Linked DNA regions of Homo sapiens: all the other regions are linked to region 3. Evidence: chromatin loops called from intact Hi-C (ENCODE). Cell type or tissue: heart left ventricle. All regions are shown on one strand. Links, peaks and the distances in the headings refer to the core of each region. The heading gives the core; the rest is flanking DNA. Region 1 overlaps LOC105378153 (a long non-coding RNA gene). Region 2 has its middle 140 kb from the start of LINC01624. Region 3 holds the start of LOC105378150 (a long non-coding RNA gene).

Region 1 (7,097 bases), core at 1,302-6,301, 130 kb before region 3:
AGCCCATCGTGGCTCCCGGGGATGAAGGGGCAGGTGACTCACAAGGGCCCCTTGGGGAACCCTGTGTCTACTCTAGGCCTGCTGCGATGGAGGTGGCATCTGTGCACCCCACCCCACAGCGGTGTCTGGCTTTCCTTTGGCTGACCATCCCCGAGCCCTGCCCCCTTCTGTGGAAGTCAATTCGGCTGAAGGCGTGGGGTGGTCCGCGTGCACCTGCCCCGCAGGGCGCAGCCTCCCTGGTTCAGAACAACTGCCTCCCACCCGAGTGGATGCCAGGCTTTCTATAGGAACATCCGTGGAAAGATTTTTCTTCTGAAATCTTACCCAGGTTCTCAACAGTTGGGACCAATTTAGCCCCAGCTTTATCACGGCCTATAAATTGGCTTCTCATTCTTTGGGTTTAAGATTCCATCCCAAGCATATAATTACTTCCCCAAACATGCTTTTATGCTCCTAAGTGACCAGACATCATGTCCCTAATCCTTTATCTTGATTAGAAATGGATCCCATATTTTAGTGGGTTGTCAGCCAGCCCCTCGCCCTCTGGACCCGCTGTCTGAAGTTGGCAGTGTGGTTGTAAGCCCGTTCAGTCCCGAAATAGCTGACCGCCGCTCACTGCATTTTCCATCTCAGCAGGACCGTGTGCGGCTGCAAAGCTGAGCTGTCGTCTTGCCTGTGGCTTCCGAAATGCAGCCCTGGGCCCTGTGATCGCTGCATTTTCTCTGCGCAGCTTTGAGGGACGGAGTGTGCTGACCAACAGAAGAAAGGCAAACAGCAGAAACTGACACTGTGGTGGCCACTGGACGTGGCCTCGGTCGGCTGCGGAGAGAGAATTTATTTCCACAGCGACCCTCAGGAGGCGCAGGTCTTGGCCAGACCCATTCTTAGAAAGGAACATGAGATCAGAAAGGCTTGTGTGTTGTTTTAAAACAAACCCTGCATCCACTGCTCACCTAGTCCTCTGTGAGGCAGGTGACACCTCCTCCTGAAGAGAATCGGGGCGTCCCGCAACTACCCCACTCTTCCCACTGCCTGTGCAGTGCAGAGCAGGACACACCTGCAGGGGCCAGGGGACAAGCGCTGGGTTCCGTAGAACGGTCCTGGGTCCTGTAGAGGGGTCCTGGGTTCTGTAGAGGGGCCCTGGGTTCTATAGAGGGGCCCTGGGTCCTGTAGAGGGGTCCTGGGTTCTACAGAGGGGCCCTGGGTCCTGTAGAGGGGTCCTGGGTTCTGTAGAGGGGTCCTCGGTTCTGTAGAGGGGTCCTGGGTTCTGTAGAGGGGTCCTGGGTTCTATAGAGGGGTCCTGGGTTCTGTGGAGGGGTCCTGGGTTCTGTAGATGGGTTCTGGGTTCTGTAGAAGGGTCCTGGGTTCTGTAGAGGGGTCCTGGGTTCTGTAGATGGGTTCTGGGTTCTGTAGAGGGGTCCTGAGTTCTGTAGAGGGGTCCTGAGTTCTGTAGAGGGGTCCTGGGTTCTGTAGAGGGGTCCTGAGTTCTGTAGAGGGGCCCTGGGTTCTGTAGAGGGGTCCTGGGTTCTGTAGAGGGGTCCTGGGTTCTGTAGAGGGGTCCTGGGTTCTATGGAGGGGTCCTGCGTTCTGTAGAGGGGTCCTGGGTTCTGTAGAGGGGTCCTGAGTTCTGTAGATGGGTTCTGGGTTCTGTAGAGGGGTCCTGAGTTCTGTAGAGGGGTCCTGGGTTCTATGGAGGGGTCCTGCATTCTGTAGAGGGGTCCTGGGTTCTGTAGAGGGGTCCTGAGTTCTGTAGAGGGGCCCTGGGTTCTGTAGAGGGGCCCTGGGTTCTATGGAGGGGTCCCTGGGTTCTGTGGAGGGGCCCTGGGTTCTGTGGAAGGGTCCTGGGTTCTATGGAGGGGTCCTGGGTTCTGTGGAAGGGTCCTGGGTTCTGTGGAGGGGTCCTGGGTTCTGTGGAGGGGCCCTGGGTTCTGTGGAGGGTCCCTGGGTTCTGTGGAGGGGTCCTGCGTTCTGTGGAGGGGCCCTGGGTTCTATGGAGGGGTCCCTGGGTTCTGTGGAGGGTCCCTGGGTTCTGTGGAGGGGCCCTGGGTTCTATGGAGGGGTCCTGGGTTCTATGGAGGGGTCCTGGGTTCTGTGGAGGGGTCCCTGGGTTCTGTGGAGGGGCCCTGGGTTCTGTGGAGGGGCCCTGGGTTCTGTGGAGGGGCCCTGGGTTCTGTGGAGGGGTCCCTGGGTTCTGTGGAGGGGCCCTGTGTTCTGTGGAGGGGCCCTGGGTTCTGTGGAAGGGTCCTGGGTTCTGTGGAGGGGCCCTGGGTTCTGTGGAGGGGTCCCTGGGTTCTGTGGAGGGGTCCCGGGTTCTGTGGAGGGGCCCTGACTCAGGGCTTGCCCAGGGGCATGGGCTTTTCTGGCCGATACTGCGAGGCCTGGGGCTGACAGCAGAAGAGCACGACCATGGAGGGAGGAGGCCGGGGCTGTGAGGACCCAGGAGGGCGAGGAGCTAGGCAGGCCATGCTGGAAGGCCTGTGTGCACCAGGGTCTTCCCGGCAGGGCTGGAGAAGACCCTCCTGGAAGGAACAGGAGGCGAGTGCAGCACCAGGTGCAATGACCCGTCTTATCCATCACTACCTGGCCTGCAGGCCTGGGCTGGGAGGAGGGAGAGCAGGCAGGCCTGGGCTGGGAGGAGGGAGAGCACACAGGCCTGGGCTGGGAGGAGGGAGAGGGGTGTGCAGCTTTGCCTGCTGGCTTCCATGTCTGCAGTGAGCCCAAGGGCCAGGATGGTGTGGGGGAGACGCCCCCTCCAGCCAGTACCCCTGGGGCCCTGGCCCCTACTGGCTTGTCTAGTGGGAAAGGACCTTCCCATGCACCCTGACTGGGCTTGTCAGTCCCCCTTTGTGCCTCCTGCAGATGGAGATGAGGGTGCAGTCGAAGCGCCCGGTGCCTGTGAGTGAGGACCCTCCCGAGCCCCTCGCTCTCCTCCGGGGACACAGGGCACCTCTGACTGCAGGCGCAGGGAGGAAGGTTGCTGTGGTCCTGGCGGCCCCTGCCGGTTTCCCAGCCTTGCTCTTTCCGCGGTTGCTTGTGGATTGGAGTCAACCTGGGCGCCCACCTACTGGAGTCCACTGGGGTGGGCGTGGGTGGAGGGGGCCTTCTGCAGAGCTAGTGGGGTGTTGTGGGGGCCGGTGTGCGGGTGCTCGGTGCAGGCCACCATGTGACAGGCGTGTCCGGCTCATGCAGGTGGGACTGGGGGAGTCATGGTTGTGAGGTAGCGATCGCCTCAAAGGCCTGACTTTCTGGGAATGGTATTTTTTTGTCAGATGTGAGCCTCTTACTAACAGCACATGCCTCCTTCCCCCTCCCCCACAGCCCCCATTGCCACAAACGAGGTGATAGAGGGCAGTCTTCAGCTTGGGGTTCACTGGGAGGCTCCCCCTCTGCGTGGAGATGGCTCGCTCTGGAAGTTCTGCAGGAGTGGGCTGGCCGCCAAACTCTCAGCACCTGCCGGCAGGGCTGCTGACTCATGCTGTAATGGGGACATTGATGTGTGAGGAATTTATGCAGCCGGGCGGCAGCCCTTCACTTTTCTAACAGTGAAGCACTTCACAGAGAAAACACAACGGGATCAAATCACAATTAGAGTCAGTCCCAGCTCCTGCAGGGCAGCCGCAGCCTGGCGGGCGGGCGAGCACAGGGCCTCCAGCCAGCCGGTGGGGGGGAGGTTGGGAGGGCAGGGCCAGAGCTCACCCCATAACCTGGCTTACTGGGGTGCAGGGAACAGCACGGGCAGCCTTGGGCCGAACAACCACCCCACGTTTGATCTGGCAGAGGAACGTCCCTCTTGGTACGGCTCGTCCTGAGCACCTGCGACTGGTTGCACGGTGTTGCTTCAGCTCAGGGCGCCCTGGAATCAGCTGCACCGTGTCCACCTCACAGCAGTCCCCAGCTCCAGATCCTCCAGGCAGGGACCTGGGACGGTGTGGGGCGGGGCTGAGGCTCTCTGGCAGTCTGAGGCGCTGGCCGGGGCCTCACCCGATGGCCCTCCCGCTCCAGCCTCCAGATGCCTGCCTGGCCTTAGAGAACAAAGGTAATTTGTAAAGAGATCAATAGGAAATGCTGATCAGACAGTCACAATGCGCCTTTGCCTGAGGACTTGAATTCCCGCTTCAAGAATCTGTGGCTTCCGCTGCTCAATGCTGGGGACAGACGTCAGGGGACTGTGGACGTCATCGGCCGAGTGACTATTTCCTTATGACCAGCCTCTCTCCGAGCTGATTTTCCTGTTCTGTGCTCTCTCAGCCAAGCTGTTTGAGGTTTGGCTCAGGAAACTAGGCCAACAATGGAATTCAAAGACAATCCCACCAAAGAGAAAACCAGCAGGGTGGGCGACGCCTGGGCTCCAAGAACCGGTGGGGAGCTCCATTTCCCTCAGATGGAGCGTTTCCTAACCCCGGGGCAACTTTCCCGAAACATGGCAGGCTTGCCTGACCCAAATAGCCCCTCATTCTTGGCTGCACTTGTGACCACCGGGCCGAGCTCCTCGGAGGCGTGGACAAAGGAGGCCTTGGCGAGAACAGGGTTCGGTGGCCAGTGGGTGGAGAAGTCGGTGCTGGCTGCGCCGTGGAGCCCGTGGATCAACATTTGCTGAGGACCTCAGTGCGGAAAGTCGTGGTCGCACTTCCTTCCGGGTCTGCTGAGCTGCCACTCACGGCGGGAGAGTTGGGACGTCCTGGAATTCTGGAAAGCCTCCTGCTCTGAAGGAGTTCAAGGTTTTCCTGTCCGGTCTGACATCCCCAGACGTTTGCCCTGCTAGGGCTGGAGAAAGGTGTCCAGGCATTGAAGGAACAATTTGAGGGACAATCTGGCTTTTTTTTTTTTAACAGTTCTTTTCTAAACACCTCAGAATGAATGAAACAAAGTCCTATTTATCACTAGAGATGAAGACACATCCCTGATTTACGTTGCCACGTGGGGAGAAGTGCTTTGTTTCTACTCAGCAGAAGGAGACAGGGGCAGGCGGGAGGAGCTGTCTCAGGAACACCAGCCTGGGTTTCCCACCCTCCCTGCTGTGGCTCTCAGCTGATCCGAGGCTGGCCCAGGAGAGGAGGGAAGCATGCCTGAGACTGCTCTGTCTTTCTGCTCCAGCAACAGAGAGCCAAAGAAAAGACACGAGGCCCAAAGTATCACCTTCTAAATCACCTCCCTCAGCTACTCCCCCAGGATTTCCAAATACCCAGGTTCCCCTCGGGAGCTGCCTGGAGCTGCCTCTGCCGCCCGCTCCTCTAGGCGTCCATGATGAGCCCAGGGCTTCCCCCTCAGGAACCAAACCGAACTGACTGTCTTGGTTTTCTCCTTGTTCTCCACGAATCCTCTGCACATTTTAACCTTCCAGGCAGCAGCTATGAATCCGTTCCCAGAGCCAGGCTAGACAATACAACACCCATTTCCCAGCTGCTTGCAGCTCTTGCATTAGCTGGGAAGCAGATTTACCTTAAGGGAATTTACCACCCTTAGAATTTTTTTTTTTTAGAAAAATATACATTTTTTCTTTCCTTTTAAAAAAGCCTTCAGGCTCTTGCTAACTTCACAACTGGAGCCCTATCAGAAAAAGGCAAGTTGTCAAATGGCAAATATGAAGTCCATGTTGTTGAATTGTGAGCGCCGGGGGAGAATAGAGGGGGCTGTGGAGCTGTCTCGGGGTCAGAGCCCTGCGGAGACGCCAGGGCTGGGCGGGCCTGAGACCTCCGCCTGCAGTCAGCAAGGCCCCCTTGGCTGATGGACCTGAGAATTTCTGTGTTACTTCTTTTTATTTCTGCATGCTTCACGTCACACAATTTTCGAAAAGTGGCAATAGAACCAAATGATAAAAGCAATTCTAGGATAGAGCGTCTTGCTTTCATATGAACAGCATTCCATCTAAGACGGTTCAACACTTCCTAATTCCTGTCCACCATCTTCAGGGTTCCTTGGAGTGGTGGCCCCCTGGTGACCAGCTGGCACAGTGATTTGATCATGTCCTCACAGCTCCTGTGTTGGAAATTTAATCCCCAAAGCAACGGTGTTGGGAGGTGGAACCTTGAGTAGGTTCTGAGGCAGCAGTGCCCAGCAGTGCCCGCCCCAGGTGCCCCGTCATGATCCCTGGGTCCCCAGCCCCACCTGCCCATCTCTCTCCAGCTCCGGCTTCACTGTGTACTGGGGATTATGGAGATGATGTCACGGAACTTTCTGGGATTCTCCCGTGAATTGCCAGAGGCAGCACCTGGATCACTGTGTACACTGATGGCAGAGTTTGCAGCTCCTCCAGCAGCTGCTGCCCAGGCCGCCCTCCACCCACACTCACCCACATGAGGGGCCTGAGGACTCAGGGAGGGATTCCTCCTCCCCAGAAGCCACTGGGAAGTGAGTGAGGCTCTGTCTGCATTGCAGGTAGTGGAGGGGCGGCTGGCAGCAGGCTTGTTGGCAGGAGGTGAGCCTCTGTCTACACTGTAGGCAGTGGAGGGGTGGCAGGCAGCAGGCTTGTTGGGGAGGGTGAAGATCTGTCTACACTGCGGGCAGTGCAGGGGCGGCAGGCAGCAGGCTTGTTGGCGGGGGATGAGCCTCTGTCTACACTGTAGGCAGTGGAGGGATGGCAGGCAGCAGGCTTGTGGGGGGGGTGAGCCTCTGTCTACACTGCAGGCAGTGGAGGGGCAGCAGGCAGCAGGCTGGTGGGGTAGGTAAGTCCCTGTCTACACTGCAGGCAGTGGAGGGGCAGCAGGTAGCAGGCTTGGCGGTGAATGAGCCTCTGTCTACACTGCAGGCAGTGGAGGGACAGCAGGCAGCAGACTTTTTGGGAGGGGTGAAGCTCTATCTACACAGCAGTCACTGGAGGGGTGGTGGGCAGCTGGCTTGTCAGGTAGGTGAGGCTCTGTCTACACAGAAGGCTTGTGGTGGGGGGTGAGGCTCTGTCTACACTGCAGGCAGTGGAGGGGTGGCAGGCAGCAGGCTTGCTGGGGAGGGTGAAGCTCTGTCTACACTGTAGGCAGTGGAGGGGCAGCAGGCAGCAGGCTGGTGGGGTAGGTAAGTCCCTGTCTACCTGCAGGCAGTGGAGGGGCAGCAGGCAGCAGGCTGGTGGGGTAGGTAAGTCCCTGTCTACACTGCAGGCAGTGGAG
Region 2 (7,097 bases), core at 1,383-6,382, 110 kb before region 3:
GCAAGGCCAAGGCCCCCCCGATCCTGGGGCCCTGGAGCACCTGGAGCACCGTGCAGTGTGAGCTTTGTCTCTGAGAAGGGGCCGGCATAACTCTTGCAGGATCAGCTTAGCCCCTGCCGGGGAATCCCAGGAGGAGCCTGTGAAGGGGCTTCCCACCTGTTCCTCCTTCCCGCCTGTTCCTCCCAGTCCTGGCTCCCCACTGTGAAGCGAGAGCCTCTGAGGCTGCGGGGCTCCGGGCTCCCCCTCCCCACCCCCAATTTCAGTGAATGGATTTCCTAGGTCATAAGATCTCCCTTAAGTCCCAACCCTGGCAGGGAACTGAGGGCCAGGGCCGGGCCGGGCGAGGCCTGGTAAGACGGCGCCGGGCAGCTCTTAAGGCTCACAAGTTCTCTTTCCTCATCCTACACGTTTCTTCACGCCCCGCCTTTTCTGAGTTAGTTTGAATTTCAAAACAAAATAAAACTAATAAAAACAAAAACACCACCCCCTCAACCCGACCCCCCAAAAAGGTGCTCCTTGGAGCAGGCGTCTGCCCTGGGCCCCGGCCTCTGCAGCGCCTGGTCTGGTCCCTGGGGCTCTGACCTCATTCCAAAAAGAGTCCGGGTCTGAGATCCTGTTTATGGCGCCTCGGGGCCTTTCATCTGCAGGAAACACTCTGCTGGCTCCTTCCAAAATAGCTACTGCAGGGACGCGCTGTATTTTTAGGACACAGGAAGGGCTCGGGACGGGCCTGTGCGTTTTTTATGGCCTGCGAGTTTCCTATTGCTTCTCAGAAACGGGCCTGAAGCTGAGGGGCAGAGGGAGCGAACACGCTCGCCTGGAGTAAAAGGCTGCGAGAGGGCAGCTCGGCAGATGGGCCTGGCCTTGTCTCGCCGGCGTCGCTCTCACCAGGCTGGGATTAATGATCCCCGAGTCATCCTGTTATTTCCCTCCCACAGTCCTGGGCGTTTGCCATCCGATTCAGCAAAACTGCAAAACAGCCCGAGACACTTCGGGAGAATCCGACATGAAGGAGCGTGTTCTAAAGGACTCAAATGAGAGCCACAGCTCAACGCTCCTCCCGCCCAGGACTTGCGAAACTCAGCATCGTTCCGCGTGGGAGGACTTGGGGCTGGAAGGGCCGTGCAGGGCGGCGGTGGCCGCAGGGCCGGAGCGCCCCGAGAACCACGCGCCAGGATCCCCAGGTCCTTCGGGCCTCGGCGCGCGGAGGTCGGGGGACGTGGCTGGAGCCCCGACGCCTGGACCACGGGAAGGACTTGCGCTTTCTCAGCGTCCTGAGCCACCGGAATCCCGGCCTCGGCAAGGGCTGTGATCTCTCCGGCTCCGGTGCGCTCGGGCTCGGCCGCGGGTGCGGGTCGCCAGGTCCCGCACTGTTATCTCACCGTTTCTTCCATCGCGGGCGAGTCGTCGTCAGCGTCCCTGTGCGCAATGGCCCGGGCTGGCGACCCGGTGCTGCTGGCACGGAGGCCCCCGGGGTCTCGTGGCGTCCGTTTCTGACCCCGTAGGTGGCGAGGCCGTGGATCCGGTGTCTCGCGGGTGCCGCCCCTGCAATGCTGGCGCCGCTGGTCCGGGGGCCACGCGTTGAGTAGCAGGTGGAGGACGGTGCTGATCAAGTCAAGTGGGAGAAAAGTCCGCGGGGAGGGCGCGGTCTGAGGAGCCGGTGGCAGGAGACGAAGCGCCGACCAGCCCAAGGTGTCCAGGGTGTCGGTGCCGGCTTTGTGCCCAGCCCTGCGCGGCACTGGAGGGGGAGCCGTGAGCACTCAGGCGAGGTCCCCGCTCTTGGGAAGGTGCCCACCAGCTCCTCCCGCGCACACGAAGTAGGGGCCCAAGGCCTGCCGCAGGCGGGCCCCGCACACGCAGCAGCAGGAGACTCACGAGAGAAGGAAGAGCCCGGGGTGGCGGGGCTCCCGGAGAAGGCTCTGTGGAGGGGACGGGCTCTGAATTGGGCCTTTAGAGAAGCAAAGGGTGGACGGACGGGGTAGGGGCCGGCCATCTGGGTGGCCTCCCAGAGAGAAGCCAGCGTGCCGGGGGCTCCACACGCCCCGAGGGCAAAGCGAGCAGGGCGCTGGCCAGGCCCGGGCGGAGGCTCCACTCAGACGTCCCCAGGCCCGGGCGAGCGGGGGCTGTGTGAGCCTCTTCCCCTCCCAGTGCACCTGTGAGGCTGGCGGCCGCCTTTGCCTTTCCAGCCCGCAGCTGGTGTTGCTGCCCCTCCCTCGGGGCTGTTATCCGCTGTCTTCTGTCCTCCCGCAGAGTCACCATTATCATCAACTCAGAGCTGTCCGGGGACACCGTGGGCCTGGTTCCCACATAGCCTGCCCATGTAGCCTGCGTGGTGATGGCCTCCGTGGGGGCGCACACTGGGCTCCCTCCAGCCCAGCAGCTCCCTGCACTTCCAGGGACAGGCGCCCTTGGCGGTGTCTGGGCTTCGGCGAGCTCTGGCCTCTGCGAGTGGGAGCGGGAGGGGCCGTGATGGGAGGAGGCAGGCAGGGATCTGAGGGCACAGATGTGTGCGGTGGAGGCTCGGGTCAGAAAGGCCGGCTCCGGCAGGAAGGGGAGGAGCTGGCAGAGAGTGGGGCTCCTCTCACCCTCCTCCAAAGACCAAGAAGGAAGACGCAGCTTGCACTGCAATCTTCACCTTGTCTTGAGGGAAAGGCGTCTCCAGCAAACGGAGGAAAAAAGCTTCCCGCAATTTCAGGGGTCGGCAACGGCCCTAGGGCGAAACCTGGCCATGGCCGTTTCTGTAAATGAAGTTTCACTGGACGCTGCCCGCTCCCTCCCCTCCGACCTGTCTGCCCAGGAAGCCTGAGGCTCACGCTCTCTGGCTTTTTACAGAACAAGTTTGCAGGTCCTAGATCTAGATAAAGAGGAAAGCAAAGGGTCGGATGTGTGGAACGTGTAGCATTTATGACGGAAGTACTTACAGTGCCCACGGACATGTGAGTTTTATTAGCCTTTGTTTCGTGCACATTCGTGCGGAGGAAGACGGCAGCTGTGGTGCGCACTGCTTGTTTCTCGGTGGGAAGCCATCATTTCTAAGGTAGAAACGTTTCTGAAATGAGAGAATTCCAAGTTCCAGCTGGCCAGTGCTGACCCTTGGGCAGCAGAGGTGTGGGATGTGGAGGTAGAGTCTGCAGCTCTACGAAGCTCCGCGGTGACTGAGAGGTGGCAGGAAATTCACAGGGCATTTTGGAAACCGCTGGCCTAGAGTAGCTTCCACTGCTCACCCAGCAATGGTCTCCGGGTGTGTGATTTGTGTTCTGGAACTTTCTACATCTATGGGAGCCATATGAGGCTGTGCGCCTCTCCTTCGAGGTCTGGTGAGGGAGAGGGTGTGTCTGTGTGGTCATGGCTGCACCCTATGGGGCAAGCTGACTTGAGAGGTGGCCTCGGGTAGGGTGGACTGTGGAATTTGAGGTGCCACGGTTCCCTCTGCTAGGACCCCTTGCTTGGCACTACCAGGGAAGTGTGGCTCTCAGATCTGCAGCTGCTGGAGGGAGAGGTCCGGTCCCATGACCCAAGTCACGCTTGGTAGCCTGGGGTGTCCCATGTCACACAGCAGCCCTGGGCAGGGCAAAAGCCCCACCCCATGGATTTCTCCCGCCCCTGGGGTGTCCCACGTCACACAGCAGCCCTGGGCAGGGCAAAAGCCCCACCCCGCGGATTCCTCCCACCCCTCAAAGCCCCAGACATCTTGTTCTCACCCCGGCCTTCCGGGCCCACGTGAGACAGGCCGGGACGAGCACGTGATTGAACCTGCCGGCTACACCCCACCGGCCTGGATTCAAGTCCTGGCCACAGCTTTGCGGCCTCAGCCCTTGACTCCTCCTCTGACTCAAGTCTGTATCTTCTTAATGGGCTTGATGAAGTACCTGGCCCCTGTGTTTTCTCAGCAGTGAAATAAAAAATGGAGGCAAACTCTGGCAAGGGCCCGGCTCACGGAATGCAGGACAATCTGGCCAGGGCCCAGCTCACCAACATGGGACAAATGTTAGCTGCTCCTGTTGTGGCCAAGTCCTTCGGCTTCCTGGCGGCATAAGCAGGCTCATGCGCTCCTCTCCGTGTAACTTCTGACCCTGGCCATGGCCTCCGCAGCCCGCAGACACACACTGGTGATCTGCGTGCGGTCTCCTGGCTTTGCTCCAGGCACCCTGATCCCCTGCATGTGATGGGGCTCCCATTACCTAATTCATTCCCCCGGCGCTAGTGCCTGCACGGCTTCTGCTTATCTCGAATGCATTCCAACTATTTTTCTTAGACAATGGGCTGCCGGCGCCTTTGCCTGCTCTGCGCAGCTGCAGTGTATTAGGTTGCACTGAGGCTGGGATACCAGGTAATGCAGAACCATTAATGATCACTCCACAAATATTGGCATTAAGGGCAGGGTTTAGCGATGGCTTTGTCCAGTCGCGCGGCTCTGCAGGTGGTCTGCCCAGAGCTAACTCCAGTTGCCTGAGAGGCAAGCTCCAGCATATTCTCATTCTGTGTGTGTGAAATCAGGGTTTGCCTGGAATATTGATTCCTATTTCGGCTCTCACTGTCTTCACTAATTGGGGAAGCTTTTATGCCACTCTGGAGGTGAGCTGTGGATTAGAGGGTCTTGGCTCGGCGGAAGTGAAATCTGAGGCATCTGCCATCTAGGTAGATGAGAAGTGGGGGCTGGGTCTCCTCTACCCAGTGAGGCACCTGCCTGTCTAGGTAGATGAGAAGTGGGGGCTGGGTCTCCTCTACCCAATGAGGTACTTCCCCAAATAGGCAGATGAGAAGTGGGGGCTGGGTCTCCCCTACCCACTGAGGCACCTGCCCATCTAGGCAGATGAGAAGTGGGGGCTGGGTCTCCTCTACCCACTGAGGCACCTGCCCATCTAGGCAGATGAGAAGTGGGGGGCTGGGTCTCCTCTACCAAATGAGGTACCTACCCAAATAGGCAGATGAGAAGTGGGGGCTGGGTCTCCTCTACCCACTGAGGCACCTGCCCATCTAGGCAGATGAGAAGTGGGGGGCTGGGTCCCCTCTACTCAATGAGGTACCTCCCCAAATAGGCAGGTGAGAATTGGGGGCTGGGTCTCCTCTACCCACTGAGGCACCTGCCTGCCTAGGTAGATGAGAAGTGGGGGCTGTGTCTCCTCTACCTGCTGAAGCATCTGCCCATCTAGGTAGATGAGAAGTGGGGGCTGGGTCTCCTCTACCCACTGAGGCACCTGCCTGTCTAGGTAGATGAGAAGTGGGGGCTGTGTTTCCTCTACCCACTGAAGCACCTGCCTGTCTAGGTAGATGAGAAGTGAGGGCTGGGTCCCCTCTACCCAATGAGGTACCTCCCCGAATAGGCAGATGAGAAGTGGGGCTGGGTCTACTCTACCCACTGAGGCACCTGCCCAAATACGCTGATGAGAAGCACGAGCTGGGTCTCCTCTACCCACTGAGGCACCTGCCTGAATAGGCTAATGAGAAACTGAGAAACGCAGGCTTGTCTGCTCTACCCACCTTGACCTTGTGTGTGTCGGGGTGCCGGCCTGGCACCTGAGACTGGAGGTGAGTTGATGGCTCAAGCATGCAGATAGATATACCCAGAGAGGAAAGGGTCTCCTGTGGGCCACACACCGTCTTTCTTCACCTCGTGCCTCTGGAGCCGGCAACGTGGGGCCTCCTTGTTGGCACATGCGGGGTGTCGGGGGTGCAGCAAAGCCTGAAGGCGCCTGTGTCTAGCAGAAGTGAGGGTGTTCTGTGGCCTGCAGCCAGCCCTGTTGCCTACAGAGCCCCCCATGTCTGGGGCAGCCACTCCCCTCCTGTGCTTGGGTGGTGCTGAGCCAGGCTCAGTGGGATCAGCTGTGGAAGACCTGGCTCGGCACTGATTCCTCCAGGAGCAAGACCCAAGTTAACAGTGTCTTGAGCCTTGGGTGGGGCGTGGCTCCCCCTTTCCTCTTTGTACCCAGCCTTGGGTGGGGCTTGGCTCCCCCTTTCCTCTTTGTACCTAGTGTTGGGTGGGGTGTGGTTCCCCCTTTCCATTATGTACCAGCCTTTGGCGGGGCGTGGCTCGCCCTTTCCTCTATGTACCCAGCCTTGGACAGGGCATGGCTCCCCCTTTCCTCTGTGTTGCGGCCTTCCTCCTCCTGGTGTGGCCTCGGGGGCTGGGCTCCAGCGCAATCAGGCTTCCAGCAGCTTCTCAGTGGCTTCTGGGCCCGTGGGTTCCCTCCTCCCTTTTGCAAGGACAGGGTTGTCCATGCAAAGGTGAGTTTTCATCCAAGTCCTCATTCAACCCCAAGCCACACCCTTTGTGTGGAGTAGGCTCTGAGACCCCAGCCTCAGCTGGGGGGATTGGGACGGGCCTCCCTCCGTGCTGATTAAGTCCTGTAGCATCGCAGGCTTGGTACCTGGGCACTTGGCCCCTCGCTCTAACCCGGCTGTGCATTCACAACGTTAAACAATTTGAGCATAGAATTTATCCAGACCAGGTGCTGTGGCTCACTCCTGTAATCTCAGCACTTTGGGAGGCTGAGGTGGCAGCATCACTTGAGGCCTGGAGTTTGAAATCAGCCTGGAGAACACAGTGAGACCTTTTCCCTATAAACAATAGTAACAAAGGGTTAAGAAATATATAGCCTTTCTGTGGTGGTGTCACAGGTAGGGTAGCTGTGTTAGCTCAGTCTGCTCTTGTGTGGATTCACTGAAAGACACGCCCAGCTCCGAGCCCCTGTGGTCCCTCCGAGGCTGCTGGGCCAGCCCCCTGGCGGCTCCCCTTCCCTTGTGGCTGGAGGATGGACTGTGGGTGCCTGCTGCTCTCCCAGGCCTCATCACCCCATGGCCTTGGGCTCAGTTTCTGGGGCTGCCCTTGTGGACGGGCACCTGTTTTGGCCCCCAGTTCTTCATTCAGCCATGACAGTGAGTGCCGGCTGCACACGCAGCAGTTGTGAGCCCCAAGGCCCAGACGGGAGCACAGTGGACACAGCCCCAGCCTCTGGGACCGTGGCCCGGGTGGGGAGATGGAGGAGGCAGGAGAGCCGTCTGATAGGGGTGAGCAGCTGAGAAAATAGGGCTTTGGTGAGGAAATGAGCTGGAGATGTTCCCTCAGTCCTGAGCACTTTATTCCCGAGGAGACGACC
Region 3 (7,097 bases), core at 1,066-6,065:
GGATTAAGGAGCTCGCCTGAAGTGCCCAGAGTGGTGGAGGGTGTGGCTGGTCCCAGGGTCAGAACACTCATGCCTGTGTGACACACCCCAGCTGTGTGGCCTGGGTGTGTAGCTCACACTCTCTGAGCCTCCGTTCCTCCAAGGACAAAATACAATAGTCTGTCTTGTCTAGCACTGAGTTTGCAGAGGGGCCACCACCAATGCAGGCGAAGAGCCCGGCCTGGAGCCTGGCTGAGAGGGCAGGGATGGAAGACGTGATCGTGGGACAGTCACATGAGAGTGCTTTGGAAAGTTAAGGCACCACAGAATCTCCAGGTGTGCTCTTGCTACCAGGCCATGACCCGCCTGTCCACGCGCCTGCAGGGTGTGGGTACATGTATATTAAGTGTGCTGATGAGATCGCATGCACGCCCAGCAGGCCTCCCGCCCTCCAGGCACGTAGAAACCTGGGCACAGCGCCTGAACAGGCAGGTCCAGGAGCCAGGTGTTTGGCGCCAGGTGCGCGTCTGTGGAATTTGGCTCTACAGAGGTGACTCAGCAGCCAGGCACTCAGGGCCCCCCGGGTGCTGAAGCGGGGGCAGAGCCCGGGCCGCCCAGGCAGGTACTGTTGTCCAGACTTTCACCCAGGAATGCTTCTTCCAGCTTTTCTAAAAGGGACACTGGCATCGGTCCTATCCTAGAAATAAACAGCCAGGAAACCCTACCCCTGAGGCATCTCTGCCACAGGCCTCCTGGTCAAAGGCGGAGCCTCCCCAGCCCCGGGCCTGCCCTACCCACCTGAGGCTTCCCAGTCTGAGCTGGTCAGCTGGGTTAGCTCCCTGCACTCCCTCCCCAACCCCCTGGCCACGCCAGCAGGGTCAGGGGCCTCCAGCCTGAAAGGATGGGAAGTCAGAGAAGCAAAAACAAAACCCCAGATGTCATCTTATCACCACCACACAGCAGAACTGAGCCGGGTGGTGCACCTCGCAGCCTTGCAGCGATGGTCTCAGTGGCCCCTAGGACAGCAGGCCTGTGAGGTGCTATGAAGATCCCCATTCCCATGAGAAACCTGTGGCCCAGGCAAGCCTGGGGGCCAGGGACTCGCAGCTCCTTAGGGGCAGAGGTGTCGTGGTGCTGGGGCCAGGGGCGGCTTGTAGATGCCCTGAAGCAGGTGCCGCTGCATATGCAGGTTCAAAAGGGAAGACCCACAGCCCACGGTGGCATCATCGTCATTTGCTGGCATGTGGGTTAGAGGCCCATCAACATCAACATGCTCCCTCCCCACACCCATGCCCAGTGAGAAGGGGAGACCCACAGCCCACGCCTCCCGTTTGGTGGCACCGTCGGCTGGCGCACAGGTTAGAGGCCGTCCACATGCTCCCTCCCCATGCCCGTGCTCAGTGGACTCTTGAATGCGAGGTTAGGAGGTCGTAGGCAGATGCTGCTTACCAGCAAAGGGGACATGAAGGCTCAGGGCGCCCGCCTGCTTCCAGGCCTCTCCTCCGCTTGGGCTGTCTCCTCCCGGGCGTCTACTGGGACCTCGTCCTGGTTCCTTCCTCACTGGCTGCCCCTGCCTGTCTCCCGCCTTCTGACCCCTGTCCCAGGAAGTCTGGCTGTTCCCTGTGACCAGAGGGGATCCAGCTCCACAGACACAGTTGTTTGCCTTTCGTGGGTGGTGCCAGCATCTGCAGAGAACAAACATGCCCTGCAGTCTCTTCTTCGCTCTGCTGCCAGGCTAAGTATTTGTACAGAGGACAAGTGGTCTCGAATCGGTGGAGGCTGGAGTTCTTGACACTTCACTGTACACACAGATACGTCGAAAACTGGAGAACAAACCAACTTTGAACACTTATTAATGGACGACCTTGAAGATCAGGAACAGTTACCCTCTGAATGTGTTGTGCTTCTCCAAATTCAACCCACGAGCAAATGCCTGTCTTCAGGATCCGCTATGTGTCCTGGGCTAATGTTCCATCTGTTGTTCAGTGCTGACGCTACACCAGAGTTGGGTTTCTGCCATGAAGGAGGCTAGCGGTGCTATGCTGACCAGATGTTGGGTTTCTGCCATGAGGGAGGCTGGTGGTGCTGTGCTGACCAGATGAGCTGCTGTTGTTTTTTAACTATACAGTGACATTTATTCACAATTTGCAGTTACCAAAGCAAACATTTGTTATTTGCCCCCACATCACAGAGGACTATGTTATTTTTAATCTCCCTTATACAGTTGAAAAAATGAGGCTCAGACATTTACCCCAAATCATAGTTTATTAATGGCCACATCTTTTGGCCAACGCTCTGAGGTTCCTTTATGCCTCACTAACACAAAACGCACATCCTCAGGACCAGCTAGTGTGTTTGAAAGGTCAGTGTTTACTTTTTCTCCCAATTTTTTATTGTGGTAAATACAGGTAACAAAAAGTGTGCCGTCTTAACCATTTTTAAGTGTTCAGTTCAGTGGCATTAAATACATTCCTACATGCAGACACCACCATCATCTGTCTCCAGAACTCTTTTTGAGTAGGCGGTCTTATTGCAATTAAAAAATAATTTATAGATGAGAGAGCAAATAAACTGATTTTAAAACATGGCCCCCGGGGATCCCATCCAGTGCCTGGGATCAGGGGCACCCGGGCTCAGGGGCGGTCTCCTCCACCATGATGTCACCAGGCTCGGGGTGGACTCCTCCACCGTGAAGTCACAGGGCTCGGGGCGGTCTCCTCCACCCGTGACGTCACCGGGCTCAGGGTGGTCTCCTCCACCGTGAAGTCACAGGGCTCGGGGCGGTCTCCTCCACCCGTGACGTCACCAGGCTCAGGGTGGTCTCCTCCACCGTGACGTCACAGGGCTCGGGGTGGTCTCCCCCACCGTGACGTCACCAGGTTCGCGGTGGTCTCCTGCACTGTGACGTCACCAGCCTCGCGGGTGGTCTCCACCGTGACGTCACCGGGCTCACGGGTAGTCTCCTCCACCATGACGTCCCCGGCGTCTGATGCCTGCGCCTCCTACAGAGTGGGGTTCAGCCGGGCTGGGCAGGGTCCAACCTCAACACGTTTAAAGCTCCCTGTTCATGGCCGCAGGGAAGGGTCACTCATCCAGCCCAAGCAGGAGACGTGGGCTCCGTCTTGAGACCAGGGTGGCCGGTGGGCAGAGGCCCCGTCAGCGCTGCGTGAAGGGCTGGGAGGCCCCGCCAGGTCTGGGGAGGGGGCTGTGACCCTTATTGATGGGGCGTGGGGAGGCGCTTGCACGTCTGGGGCGCACACCCGGGGGACCCCACCTCCAGGGCCATCTGATCCCATCTGCAAGATGGAACCACACAGCCCAGGCGGCTGCGGCGCCCGGAAGGCGGCCCCACAGGCCTGTAGCTGAGGCGGGAAGGACGCGCCCGCCTGTTTCCTGCGGCCTGGGGCGGCCTCGGGCGGCCTCCATAGCACCCTCCCCGAGCGCCTCCCAGGATGCGCCTCCGCCCCACCCGGGGTCCCCTCGGCCACCGCCTGGGAGCCTGAGCTTGACCCTTTCCTCAGCTGTGGCCTCAGGACTCCGCTCCGTCGTCGTGCCCGCTGCGCTCCTCAGAAGCCCGTGGGTTCCCAGCGCCTCTGCGCCATCTCTCCTCAGCCCGCGCGGGAAGCGGCGCCGAGCATTGCCCGGCTGGCGAGACCTCCCGTGAGGCGCGAACGCGGCCTGAGGAGAGCCGGAGAAGGGCGCCACCTCCCACGGCAGAGCTGGGAGGGGGTGGAAGACAAAGGCGGGAAACGCCGCTCACCACCGAGCTGGGACGCACGGGAGGGCGGGCGCTGGAGACGGCCCGGCCAAGAGGCCCCACCTAGGGCGGCCGCCGGGATCCACGTGCGGGGCGGAGCGGCCCGGCAGCTCCAGACAGAGGGCGGCGGGAGCGAGGGGCTGAGGCCGGGGTTCCCGGCGCGCTAGCCTCGGGCGGTTCTGAGGGGTCAGGCCGGAGCAGCAGACCCGGGCCCAGGGCCTTTTGCGAGGCCTGGCTGCCCGGATCCCGATGCGGGTCCCGACCCACTTCAGGGAGGGGCATCCCGGGAGCCTCACGCCCGCAGGAGCAGCGGGAGACGCTCTGCGCTGGGATCGGAAACCCCAGCCCCGCAGCTGTGTCAGCCCCGGCTCCGCGCGGCCCAGAGAACCTGGCGCAGGCAGTTTCCTCACCTGAGGCCGGGAGAAGGATACCGGCCCTAACTTAGTCACGTGGCGGGTTTGAGGATTGAAATGTTTGAAGCAAAGTGACTGTTTTAGAAGGCGCTTTATAAATTTTTAAGTTTTTATGCTTAGCTGGAACAATATAAACTTTATTAAATTGTCAATCTCCAAATGCTTTCAATCTACAAAACAACAATTAACTGTGATCAACCTACTATTAATGTTATTTTGTAAAATGGGACGCAGAAGGAGGAGCAGCATTAAAGCCCCGTGGCCTGCACTGTTCTGGGAGCTCCTTCTGCAGGTCCGCGGCCAGGAAGTCCTGGCGACATTAGCACTTCGGCTGAAATCCGCCTTCCAGGAAGCGGCTCTGACCACCCCGCCAGAGGGACGGCCAGCCTTGCTGGGTCCCAGTGCACCGTCTACCACGGAGCTGCGGTCGCCGCACTGTGTGCTGACCGACCAACCAGAGTGGGTCACCGTGGCCCACCACACTAGCAAGGTGGAGACAGCAAAAGTGTGCGTCTAGTGTGGAGGGCTACAAACTACACTTTTCTGGCCCCCAGGGCAACAGTTTCCTGGACATGTGGAAAGATGGATGTGTGGATGGAGAGGTGACACACGCGCGGACGGAGAGGTGGACGTGTAGATGGAGAGGTGGACATGCCGGTGGAGAGGTGGAGGTAAGGATGATGCCCATATAGATAGTTGAAAGAACAAGCTCTGGTCAACGTTGCTGGTGCAGTCTTAGAGCTTGTGTGGTTGAGGGCCCGTGCTGGAAACCATGGCAGGCATCACCAGGGCATGATCTAGGGCCTTTCATGCATGTCTGAAGTGAGGGATCACAATTTCCACGCAAAGTGTGTTGATCTCACCAATACTATGGTATGCAGATGCTGCATTATAGGATACGCAGAACTAGTCTCAGGTTCCTAACCCACATATATCCTTTGCGAATTCTAGTTCAGATTCACTAGAGACATGTAATTATTTCCACAAATCTTCCCACAAACCTGTGCAATGTTACTGTTCTGTTATTTGGCAGATGAGGTCCAGAGAGCCTGGGACAGCTTCCTGTTCCTGAGTAGCCCCCGCAGATGTGAGGGAAGCACACACTGAACGGTGCTGTCCAGAGAGTCGATGGCCCTGGACACCCAGACCTTGCAGCACACTCCCAGTCCAGGCCAGAGGCAGCAGGGCTTGGACAGAGCCCACGGTCCTCTCCACACCCACGAGTGCTTTCAGTCCATCTCCCCAAACACACGACCCCTTTAGCAGCACTTTTTCCCTCTGTGGGCAGCCGGGATGGAGCCAATGGCTCCGAACTTCCACTTGACACTCAACTGGGTGGCAACAGGCAAGAGGCTGTGTGCTTTGGGAGGAAGAGTTTAAACCCAGCAGACGCCAATCTGTGAGGTGGAGACTGTCTCGCCCAAGCTGACCCAGGGCCTAATACTAATGAAGGGCCTTAATTTTTTATTTTCAGTACTTCATTCTCCACATGCAGTTTTACCTACTGTCACATAATGACACGAGTGAGAGACAGCATTTTTCTTTTCCGCATTTCTATAAAGGCACATGCTCTTATAAATGTTAGTCCCATTTCCAGACACACTGCCAATAAAATGGTGTGAATTACATATAAAAACATTAATATGCTGAGTGCAAATGTTTGAAATATATAACAATTTTAAGAAATTCTGATTCAGTGCTTTATTTTTTACTGTATTGTTAATAGTACTATCAACAGAAACACACATGCGCGTGTGCACACACAACCCTGGAAATTCCCAGACCACTCCTGATTTCCAGGAGACTTTCATAGTATCCTCACAGAGCAATGTTTTCCATAGGGGAGGCTTCTAATGGATGCTTCGTTGATGAGGAAAGGTAGGAAGAAAGGACGGGGGAGGCAGGGAGGAAGGGAGTGACTTAGCTGTCTTCATTGTGAAACTTCAGACTGGGCTCTGAGGGGCTCCTTGTCTCAGCTCCCATATCGGTAAGAGGGGGACCTGCCCTGCCTGATAGTGCCATCACTATGGTTGCTGGGACCATTGGCTCAATTGGGAGAAGGCGAGTTTTTATTTAATCTTCCTACAGGGCACTTTGGGGAGAAGGCAGTGGCCTGCAGTGATTTAGGGTGTGGGTTCTGGGTCGGACAGACCTGAATTAACTGACCTCCATCAGTGTAGGTGACATCTTCAGGCCTCAGCTTTCTCGCCTGTGAGTGAAGAATAAATGCGTAGGATATGATGAGTTAATAAATGTCAGTGGGCAGCACAGGAGTGTACTTCAGGTCAAAAAAAAGTTGTAGCTATTATTAAAGAGTAATGAACATGAAAATACTTGGAAAATGTACAAATGCTATGAAAATGTAATGTGTTATTATAGAATTACTAACTGTGACAGACTAGGCCTTCATCAGCACAGAGCATTGTCATTAACGGCAGAAATCCACCTGTGATTTGCAGGTGGCAAACCTCCTGCCCCTCAGCCTCCTACTCCGTCTCACTATCTGCACTCAACAAGCTGCCCCAACCCTGGGAGGGCAACTGAGCACCCCTCAGTGAACTATGCAGGTTGCCGTCCTCAGCACGTGGAAGCTGCTTTGGCGGGAGCTCCATAAGTGGTGAGGGGCAGTTGGGAGTGAACTGCAGGTGATGTGCTTTGGCCAGAGGCAGTGGGGGCCTCAGACACTTTAGGGTCAGGAAACTGTGGGATGGCGGTGCTGCTGGAGACCGCGTGAGTGAGAACAACACAGCTATAAGAAGGCGGCTGCCTGGTCTCCCAACAGCAGCAAACCAAACGGATCCAGGAAACTTCCTGTTAGGACCAAGTGCGTCATCCGCCTCCTGTGGACCAAAAGTCTCTGCTGACTAATGATAGCTGTTTGGGTGACCGCTGGCCCAGGAGAAAGAATTCGAAGCTCTTGCACCATATTCCTGGTCTGAGGGGCTTCT

The links. Peaks named below come from ENCODE experiments on the same cell type or tissue, not always from the same donor. Only the 100,000 strongest peaks of a DNase experiment are listed, where the experiment ranks them.
Region 1: it touches region 3 in a loop (4-fold over the local background); 3 of 110 quality-filtered maps call a loop at or near these places.
Region 2: a loop joins it to region 3, with 2.9 times the contacts of the local background. A loop is called at or near these places in 6 of 110 quality-filtered maps.

What each region holds. Positions count from the first base shown.
Region 1 is chr6:170,149,582-170,156,678 of GRCh38, reverse strand. It overlaps LOC105378153 (a long non-coding RNA gene), which reads left to right. Exons shown (of 3, transcript XR_943322.3): 3 at 637-911. It also overlaps LOC101929614. Among named protein-coding and RNA genes, the nearest start is that of LINC01624, 120 kb to the left of the region's middle. RefSeq lists an enhancer at 3,239-4,142. In heart left ventricle, for the core only: no CTCF peak of the experiment used is centred there; DNase peaks (open chromatin) are centred at 2,478, 3,458, 4,348 and 4,478; H3K4me3 peaks cover 1,607 bases; H3K27ac peaks cover 2,234 bases.
Region 2 is chr6:170,131,296-170,138,392 of GRCh38, reverse strand. No RefSeq gene overlaps it. Among named protein-coding and RNA genes, the nearest start is that of LINC01624, 140 kb to the left of the region's middle. In heart left ventricle, for the core only: no CTCF peak of the experiment used is centred there; DNase peaks (open chromatin) are centred at 1,432, 2,124, 2,462 and 4,057; H3K4me3 peaks cover 1,432 bases; H3K27ac peaks cover 1,984 bases.
Region 3 is chr6:170,020,024-170,027,120 of GRCh38, reverse strand. LOC105378150 (a long non-coding RNA gene) reads right to left here and starts at 3,354. Exons shown (of 3, transcript XR_943318.4): 1 at 1,429-3,354. In heart left ventricle, for the core only: no CTCF peak of the experiment used is centred there; DNase peaks (open chromatin) are centred at 3,334 and 3,730; H3K4me3 peaks cover 1,352 bases; H3K27ac peaks cover 1,891 bases; H3K27me3 peaks cover 756 bases.